Linked DNA regions of Homo sapiens: region 2 is linked to region 1. A link is a loop called in an ENCODE intact Hi-C map of the cell type or tissue named here. Cell type or tissue: HepG2. All regions are shown on one strand.

Region 1 (5,000 bases):
TGAACAAGGCCCTACGTGATGTGGCCACTGCCTCGTTCTCCAAACTCATGCTATACCATTCTCCTTTTGCTATGGTTGGAATATTTTGTCCCCTCCAAATTCATGTGTTGGAAGCTTAATTCCCAGTACAACAGGGTTAGGAGGTGGGACCTAATGGGAGATGTTGAGGTCATGAGGATTCGGCCCTCACAAATGGATTAATGCCATTATAAAAAAGAGTTTATGGGTTTGCTCTCTTCTGGTCGTCAGCCACATGAAGAACAGTGTTCCTCCTCCCTGAAGGATTCAATGTTTAAGGAACCATCTTGGAAGCAGAGACATGCTCTCACCAGACACCAAACCTGCTGGTGCCTTCATCTTGGACTTTCCAGCTTCCAGAACTGTAAGAAATAAATTTTAGTTCTTTATAAATTATCCAGTCTGTTGAATTCTGTTACAGCAGAATACTACAGGACAAAGACGCCCCTTTTTCATTATACTCTGTCCCTAGGCCTTCTTTCTGTCCTTGAATTGCCCAAGTTCATTCTCACCCCAGGGTCCCTTCCACTTTCTGTACCTGTGCACTGGCTGCCTGTCTGCATGTCTAGTTCTTGTCATCTTCCAGATCTTAGCTCACACGTCATTTTCCAGACATGTTTTGCTTGATCATCCCATCTTAAGTAAGATTAACAGTGTGGCCCTCCAAGTCACCCTGTTAATTTCCTTTATTGCATCCAACACTATCTGAACTACCTCATCTGCTTCCCTGCTCCTTTTTTGCCTGTGCCCACATACCAGAATGTAACCCTCATTAGGGCAGGACAGAGGATTTGCCTCGCTGCTACATCCCAGCACCTGAAACAATGCTTGGCACATAACAGGCTCTCAGGAAATATTTGTTGAATTAATGAATCGTTGAATATGTTCTCACCCAAGTTTTTTAGACTTGTTTTAAAGAGTGGGAGGATAAAGTGAAATAAGTAGCTCTAAGACAATTATCAACTTCACTCTATAGGAAAGGAGAGAGCCTTGCTGAACTGAAAGTGACATTGTCGTTGCTTAGGTATGAAATTGACACTATTTCTGAAAAAGTTCTTTGGTGTTCTTTATTTCAGACACAGCCAGGCCTGGAAAATAGGGGATTCACTGTGTGTTTTGTGCAGAATGGATAACAAAATTAATAATAACATTAGTGATAACAGCTTATATTTACGTAAGTGTTTGCTGTGCATTGGGTACTGTTCTAAGCATTTTAATCCTGATAGTAACCCTTGCTTAGGTACTGTTATTAGTCTCCTTTTAACAGATGTGTAAACTGAGGCTCGGAGAGTTTAAGCCATGGCTAGTCAATGTCAGAACTCTGATTCTCACTTTGGGAGTCCGGCTCCCCAGACGCTGTGCTGCCTCTACTAATAAATACATCTTTTTGATCATGGTGCAAGTGACTGGTGAAATCGATGGGCAAATTCGACTTTCCTTTAAGGTTTGCCAGTAGGTCTGAATGCTCCTTAGAGACCGTCTTGAAACGTGTTAGCCAGCCCAGAAAGCCTGTGCTTGGGGCTTTGGAGTCCAGGGCTTCCAGGCAGAGCTCTATGCTACCTTCCTTCCCAGTCTCTGGACACCTATTTGAATCTCTCTGACTGACACATTTCCTTGCTAAACCTTTACAATCACTCAGACTCAACCAGTGTCGGCATTCTGGTCTGCCATGCCAACGTGACACCATGCTGGGTACTTGGGCATGCGTGGTTGGTATTACCTTAGGTACCTACATTTTTTGCTCTCCCACCTTCCTGTGGCATCTATCCCATTTTTGGAATTAGTGTGCTCCCTTCATGTTGCTGCTTTGGATTCATCAAATCTCTGAAATAACACCTGGCCACTACCTCTACTTTAAGGCTGGCTCATTCGAGAAGGCCTGTTTTAAAAGGTCAGTGTTGTTATTAGTGGAGAACAGCAGTAGCAAAAGCAGAACAGAGTCGGAGTATCAGTGCTCTGGTCAGAAACTCCCTGGGGATCGGAGCAGAAGAAAGAGCATGGAACCCTTTCTTGGCACATTGCTGGACCATGGACTTGATGCAATAATCTGTAAAAGCACACCCATAATACATGCAGTAGTCACAGATTTCTTCTCCCTCCTGCTGGAATACTGAGTTGGGAAAATCTTCCGAGCCTGAGCTGGCATGTTGCTAGCGAGGCAGAGATTTCAGGTGAGAAGTAAATGTGCAGAGCGGATGCAGTGACCTTTCTTATTTGCAGTGTTTTCATTCTGCAGCTTGCACGGCAGGGACCCTGACATCAGAGGCTCTGATGGCCCGAGGCTGTGTTGGAGAGGAGATAAATTAGCCTGCCCTACTTCCAGAGGCTCGAGTAATCTACGTGCAGCACGGAACCTGGGCAGGGCAAGATGTGTGTGGATGAGCGACCTCTCGTGGCTGGTAGTGGGAGCTGCATCGCCTGTTCCGACCGGCTGGAGGAAAGTAGAGGGGACCCTGGGTCACACCATGGTCTGTGTACCCAGTCCGGTCCTGGGTGTTAGGGAGGATTCAAAGGAATTACACACAGGCAAATCTAAGGAGCTTATCCTCTGACCTGGGGAAATAAAAGGAACATACGGTTTCTCTATCGACTTGAGGTCATACGAGTTTCCTAGAAGGGAGAGACCCACACGGATCAGAGTAATCCAGGAAGCTGAGCCTAGAAGGATGATTGGACTTCAGATAAAAAGAGGGAGGGCATTCTGGGATAGGAGAAGAGCACAAACAAATCAGGCAGGAAGAAAAACCTTGATGACATAGAACAAAGATTTTGAATGAAAAAAAAAAATGTTGAATAGTTTGGGGTTTATAGATGCAACTGAAAACCAAGCGATGTGGTAGGGAAACCAGGAATAGAAGGTCCTGCCCTCATAAGCCTTCGTAAAAGACCTCCTCAGGTCTCCGCTGCAGAAAAATAGCCTCACCACGCAGCCTGGGCTGCTCTTTCTGCCCCAGCGTTTGGTGCGTTGTGGACCTATCATGACAAAATCAGGGTTGCAAGCTCAAATGCCACCGGGGCCTAACAGTTAACGTGAATGCATAAAACAGACTGGGTGGGGGATTCTGGCATTTCCGAGATGTCGACTTCAATTTTAAATTTTTCGGTGACATTTAGACAGCCTAGAGTCATGACTAGGATTGGAAGTAGTGGAGGCTGTAACAAAAATAGGAGGGCTTGGGCCTCTTTACAATAGGCAGCAATGACTCAGCTCTGGCCGGTGCTACCGTCAGGGATATTGCCAAGTATTCCAGGTATTCAGTAGAAGCATATACATTATGTAAAATGTAATGGAAAATCTCCCCATGTTTAAATGTTGGATCGACTTTTTTTTTTTTTTTTTTTTGAGACAGAGTTTCACTCCTGTTGCCCAGGCTGGAGTGCAATGGCAAGATCTTGGGTCACTGCAACCTCCGCCTCCCAGTTCAAGCAATTCTCCTGCCTCAGCCTTCCAAGTAGCTGGGATTACAGGCGCCCATCACCACATCTGGCTAATTTTTGTGTTTTTAGTAGATAACGGGGTTTCACCAAGTTGGCCAGGCTGGTCTTGAACTCCTGACCTCAGGTGATCTGCCCACCTCGGCCTCCCAAAGTGCTGGAATTACAGGCATAAGCCACCGCGCCCGGCCTGGATCAACTTTTGAAAACATAGTATGGATCAGAAAAACCATTTGGCCTGCAAATTGTCACTTTATAAATGGGGATTTGGATTAATCAGGTTTATTCTGGAAAAGAAAATTTTAAAACACTGAATTAAGTAGATTCTTATGTTTGGAGGAGAGCTATGGATGCTGGTGGCTGCTTTCATTTCTTTTTGGTGAGAGCCGAAAGTGTTTTTTCTCTGATGGGTTCCTTGAAAAGGGCTCGGGCTGAGGTCAGGAGCCTTTTGCTCCTGTTGTCTCTCTGCCTCTTGTTAGCAAGTTGGGGTAACTTTTCTGAGTTTCTGTTTACTCATCAGTGAAATTGGCAATCTAATTCCAGGTCCTTTTAGCTCAAACATTCTGACTCCTAAGGCACCATCTAGATCTAAAATGCCACAATTCTTATTCCGAGCTGGAAGCACATGTGCTTTCCAGCTGACCTCACCTTACCTTATGCTCAGAGAGAGTTGCATTTTGTGTGCTAGCCTCCTGTGATCCTTCAAGAAAGGCAGTGTAATGTAGCAAAGTCATCGTCAACCTTGGCCACACATTGGAATAAACTGGAGAGTTCTGCAACAAACCCAATGTCAGGCCCCATTCTGAACCACCCAGACAAAGGGAAGTGGCCTCTGGGGATGGGCCCCAGGCATGGAGCTGTTTTCATGACTCCCTCAGTGAGTGTCATGGGCAGCCAGGATTGTGAATCAATGGTGTGGGCAGAAGTAGGCATTTGACCCGGTCTCTGGAATCTGAAAAAGCTGAGCAGCAGCAATGCACATTGGAATCTGAGGCAAAAGGGAAAATGTGGCCTCCTATACACACTTATCAAAACATCCACCCCTATTCTGAACAAAATGGAAAAAGTTAATAAAATCTCTACAATCAGAAATCAATGACTATATATAAAGCCTGTGTTGCCCAATCTGTTCATGCACTATTGTCAACACTCATCAACCTGGCTGGGTACTCCATATCCATGTGATGCCATGGAGCCGTGGACTCATCAGACAGGCTGATTCCCATTGCACAATAATACAGCGTCATAAATCAAGCCAAGGACAGCAGCCTGTCGTCTTTACTTAAAATGATGAAAGTTTGCTCATTATGGGTATTCTTGCATTCATCTTAATTTTTTCAAATACTGAATTCAGATATTATTTATCTTGATTACTAAATGTTTTGCTGCTCTCTTCAATTTTACACCCACATTGAGTAACTCACTCATCCCTCCCTAATCCTGGGTTCAAATGCTGTCTCTGCCTGGGTAAGTTACTTAGCCAGTCTAAGCCTCCACTTACTCTTGCATAAGAGGCAATCTTAACCTCTTTTATAGAGTTGTGAAGA
Region 2 (5,000 bases), 680 kb before region 1:
AGAGATAAAGCACTTTAAAATTAATTGGCAGGGCAAGCGAAGGGCATTTTGAGGTTGTACCTTTGAAAGGTAAAATAAATAAATATGCCAGGATTTTGAAGCATTAACAAGGGGTATAGAGCCACAAGCCCTGTCCCTGTCTTCACACAGTGGGTTTGGGCCAGATAACATACGGCAAGACCACCTCTGAAATAATATTCCTCAGTGCTCTGTGGCCCTCTGGGGGTCAGAGAAGCCATGTATGAATAACACATTTGATTGAGGAAATAACTGTGGTCAGTAAATGTTTGTAAAGAAAAGGTCCAGCCTTCACACTTAACCTTTTGATCAGAGCTGCAAAGAAGTAGTGAAATAGTATTGGAGTTCTAGCTCCTGGAGTGACAGGCCTCACTGGTAGATAGAGAAAGGGAACTGAGTCACAGAGACCCTATGTTCTCAGTTTGAGATGTTCTTCACAAGGTGGGTCATCCCATTTCCCTGCTCTCCAACTCCAGAGGTGTGTGCACTTTCCTGCAGGTTGTAACACGGGGTAGCCTGGGCACCCTGTCTTTTCTCTATTCCTTCCCAAAGTGGGTCCCACCTTCTGCGGACAGGTGCTTCCCTCTGAGGTCCTGCTGTTTCTCCTAGACCCACACTTAGCTTTGGGCTGTGTCACTGTCACGTGAGCCCTGACACTGTTGCTGTCTCCCCTTGCACCATGGCTTTCGTGACTGTCCCCGTGTGTCTGGCTGCTGCTCCAGCGTACTGTTGCTGTCCTTTTGCCCCTTGAATTGCGCCCAGGCTACATTAGGAATAGCAGGTAGCAGCCTGGGCATTTGGTGTCTTGTGTTTGTAAGAAAATGCAGCTAGTGGCTGGGCGCGGTGGTGCACGCCTGTAATCCCAGCACTTTGGGAGGCCGAGGTGGGCGGATCACCTGAGGTCAGGAGCTCAAGACCAGCCAGGCCAACGTGGCGAAATCCCGTCTCTACTAAAAGTACAAAAATTAGCTGGGCTTGGTGGTGGGCACTTGTAATCCAGCTACTCAGGAGGCTGAGGCAGGAGAATTGCTTGAACCCAGGAGGCAGAGGTTGCAGTGAGCCGAGATCACGCCATTACACTCCAGCCTGGGCGACAAGAGTGAGACTGTCTCAAAAAAAAAAAAAAACAAAAAAAAAAAAACAGAAAAGAAAAGAAAATTCAGCTAGCTCTGCATCCTAGAAGACTTGTACTGTGTAGCTGGAGTTTAAACATTACCCCCAACAGCTGAACCTTGCTGGGCAGCCCAAGATAACAGACTGGCCCTGCTACACATTAAACCAGCCCAAGTGTGGTCTGCATGGGCAGTGTGGGTGGAAAAACAGATGTTTGATTTTAAGGTAACTTTGTACCATACATGAGGAATAGGAAACATGGAGGTACCTGGAAAGATAAAAGGATTAACTCAATGTCCTTTTCTTGGCTCTTACAAGAATTCAACCCTTGTACTAAATAAATCTCACCTCACACCAGGCAGAGAGGGAAAGGTGACTCCTGAGTGAGAATGAGTGTGGACAGTGGAATGGCTGGGTGTGTTATGTAGGGGGCTGGCATGGGATGAGGGCTGAGCCCCTCTGCCGCTCACAGCCCCTGCTGCCTCCTGCTCTGCAACAGAAGTGTCTGAGCCCAGGCAGGCAGGTGGGCAGTGGGTGGTGCCAGCTTCTGACCCACAGAGGAAGCCTGGATGGGCCTGGGGAGTGAAAGGTGCAATATTGAGGGGAGTACACTCGATCAGACAACAACAGCCGTGGTAGGGGAACTTGGGCCCGTGGGCTTGCTGGGGGCTGTGGTGGGTCTGAACCCCCAGTCACTAGGTCATCTGGGGGGAGGGGACAGCCTGGCTGAGCTCCCGCTGATGATGTCCTGTCCTTGCTTTTTCCTCTGTGAAGGATGGAGGCTGTACGTGTCCAGGGGATGTCGCCAAAGCCTTTGGTAAGGCCGGGCCCTGGTGCAGAGGGAGGGAAGGAAGGAAGGAGGGAGCTCCCTACACCTCTCCAGCTGGCAACCTGAATGAGGAGGGGGACCTGGTGGGGAAGTTCTGGGTCTCCTGGAGGTTCCTCTCCCTGGGTTTCAGCCCCAATTGGCCCAAATCCTGGACCGTGGCAGAGCAGGTCACAGATGCCCCAGGAGATATCTAGGGGTGACGTCCTGCAAGCCAGGAGTGGGTGAAGTCACGGCCTTTTCATCCCAGGGAAGAGAAAGCTCAAGGGACCTGTCCAAGGGGATGGTGCCAGGTGTGATGTGTAACAACTACAGAGGGGGTTTTTTGGACCCAGCTTGGAGAAGTCCCGTGGAAGGGACAGGAGGAATCCCGCAGCGGTTTCTCCCTGGAGGCTGGAGCCTGCCTCCCGCTAGGGGGCAGCAGTGCCTGCTGTGAGCCCGTGGGATTGGGGATGGGGAGCGGTGGTGGGAGGGCAGCAGGTCCTGAGCTTTTCTCTGGAAAGCACTAGACGCTCCAGCCTCTCAACACCACAAGCAGTAAAGTACGGCTGCCGAGCCATGTGTTGGCCATAGAACTGCAAATGGCATTTGGAAGTCAGAGCTGGCCGCGTGGCTGTGGGCTCCAGAATGTGAAATGGGCGTTGTGGGTGCCGGCGGGAGGCAGAAACGAAGCTCCCATGCCTCCGCCCTTTGCTGATGCCAGAAAAAAAAAAAATGGTGGCAGGAAACTTTATGTCATAGGAATTCTGTTTTTTTGTTTTTTGGTTTTTGTTTTTAATTTTCAGGCTGGGTGCGGTGGCTCACACCTGTAATCCCAGCACTTTGGGAGGCCGAGGTGGGCAGATCACTTGAAACCAGCAGTTTGAGACCAGCCTGGACAATACCCCATCTCTACTAAAAATACAAAAAAAAATACCGGGGTGTGGTGGTGCACGCCTGTAATCCCAGCTACTCAGGAGGCCAAGGTGGGAGAATCGCTTGAACCCGGGAGCCAGAAGTTGCAGTGAGCCAAGATCACGCCACTGCACTCCAGCCTGGGTGACAGAGTGACCCTGTCTCAAAAAAATATAAAAAATAAAAATTAAAAAATAAATGGTCAGACAACAACCCTGATAGTGACAAAGGAAAACACAGGGCAGTGTTCTTAGCAACAAGGTTTCATAGCAACCCAAAGATGTCATGAAAAATGGTATTTAACCTCCTCCTAATCATAGATCCTATCTGTGGAGAGGAATCTACAGACCCTCCACTGATTCCAGCTTCCTATTTTATAGTTGAGGGGACTGAGGCTGTAGGAGGGAATGACAAGGTCACAGCCCTACAATCAGGGGCAGAACAGGGAGAATACAGAGCCTCTGCTAACTAGTGCTGTCACTTACCCTTTATTGTAAGGATCATTGGCCAAGGGCATTTTTATGATTGGTTTTTGAGCTGAATCTACTTAATACAGGTGGTGGTCCATCTTGGACTCTTTTGTGTTGCCTCACACATGCTCTCTGTACAGAGGGAGAGCCAAACACACTTTAAAGTGACTGGTCGTTGAGAAGTGCCTTGTAGATCACAGTTCCTGGCCTTTGGACCACACTCAGCTCAGTCTCCTTTGGGTGCCATTCCCTCCTCCACTGTCTCTCAGTCAGTGCGGCCGTACCTGTGCCGAGACTCAGTGGAGCGAGAGGGACCTTGTCAGGGAAGGATGCAAGGGTGTCCCGAAATGAAAATGGTTGGGAACCCCCTCAAAGCATTCTTTAGTGGGTCTGTGCTCTGCGTTCCTGCTGTTGACATCTGCTCCTTTGCAGCTGCCGCAGAGGTGCTGTGCTCCTGAATTGTCAAGAATCCTGGCTGGACACCAGTTATCCTCTGCCTCCTTAAAATCATGGCAGGAGGACCAGGGAGTCAGCATTCGTGTTAGGAACCCTGAAAGGGGAGGGTCTTAAGAGGTTGCTGCCACTTAGGAAGGTTGCGTTGTGCTTTGCTTCCCTGAGTGCTAGAAAAGCTCGCCTTTCTGTCATGCTGAACTGTAACGCCAATGAAAACCTCAGAGTGCTCTGCCAATGTTTAAATGACCAAATTGAAGGCATCAGGGCCACTTTCAGGGGTTCCTATGTTTCCTCCTCCTGATTAGGATTTGCCAGGCTCCCCTCCTCCTTCATCCTATTACTTAATACATCTGCGCCCTGCTACTGTCTTGTTCTGTTCTAAAGGTAAACCCTCAGTAGGGCTTACTCAGGGGAGGCTGTAGTGAGAGGTGACAGCCCTCACAGCCCTCGCTTGCTGTCCACGCCTCCTCTGCCTGGGCTCCCACTTTGGCAGCACTTGAGGAGCCCTTCAGCCCGTCTCTGCACTCTGGGAGCCCCTTTCTGAGCTGGCCAAGGCCGGAGCCGGCTCCCTCAGCTTGAAGGGAGGTGTGGAGGGAGAGGCGCGAGTGGCAACCGAGGATGCGCGAGGCGCTTGCGGGCCAGCTGGAGTTCCGGGTGGGTGTGGGCTTGGCAGGCCCTGCACTCGGAGCGGCCGGCTGGCCCTGCCGGCCTCAGGCAATGAGAGGCTTAGCACCCGGGCCAGCAGCTGCGGAGGGTGTGCTGGGTCCTCCAGCAGTGCCAGCCCACTGGCGCTGCGCTGGATTTCTGGCTGGGCCTTAGCTGCCTCCCTGCGGGGCAGGGCTCGGGACCTGCCGCCCGCCATGGCTGAGCTTCCCCGCCCCCTCCACGGGCTCCTGTGCGGCGGGAGCCTCCCTAATGAGCGCCGCCCCCTGCTCCAAGGCCCCCAGTCCCGTCAACCATGCAAGGGCTGAGGAGTGCAGGCGCAGGGCGTGGGACTGGTGGGCAGCTCCATCTGCAGCCCCAGTGCGGATCCACTGGATGAAGCCAGCTGGGCTCCTCAGTCTGGTGGGGACGTGGAGAACCTTTATGTCTAACTCAGGGATTGTAAATACACCAATGGGCACTCTGTATCTAGCTCAAGGTTTGTAAACACACCAACCAGCATCCTGTGTCTAGCTCAGGTTTTGTGAATGCACCAATCCACACTCTGTATCTAGCTAATCTGG

What was found. Peaks named below come from ENCODE experiments on the same cell type or tissue, not always from the same donor. Only the 100,000 strongest peaks of a DNase experiment are listed, where the experiment ranks them.
Region 2: a loop joins it to region 1, with 6 times the contacts of the local background. A loop is called at or near these places in 3 of 110 quality-filtered maps.

What each region holds. Positions count from the first base shown.
Region 1 is chr6:16,962,667-16,967,666 of GRCh38, forward strand. No RefSeq gene overlaps it. Among named protein-coding and RNA genes, the nearest start is that of STMND1, 140 kb to the right of the region's middle. In HepG2, a CTCF peak has its summit at 2,404 (motif pointing left); a DNase peak (open chromatin) is centred at 2,395; H3K27me3 peaks cover 1,608 bases.
Region 2 is chr6:16,283,888-16,288,887 of GRCh38, forward strand. GMPR (guanosine monophosphate reductase) reads left to right here. Exons shown (of 9, transcript NM_006877.4): 7 at 1,906-1,948. Among named protein-coding and RNA genes, the nearest start is that of GMPR, 48 kb to the left of the region's middle. RefSeq lists an enhancer at 2,156-2,285. In HepG2, a CTCF peak has its summit at 2,371 (motif pointing right); a DNase peak (open chromatin) is centred at 2,364.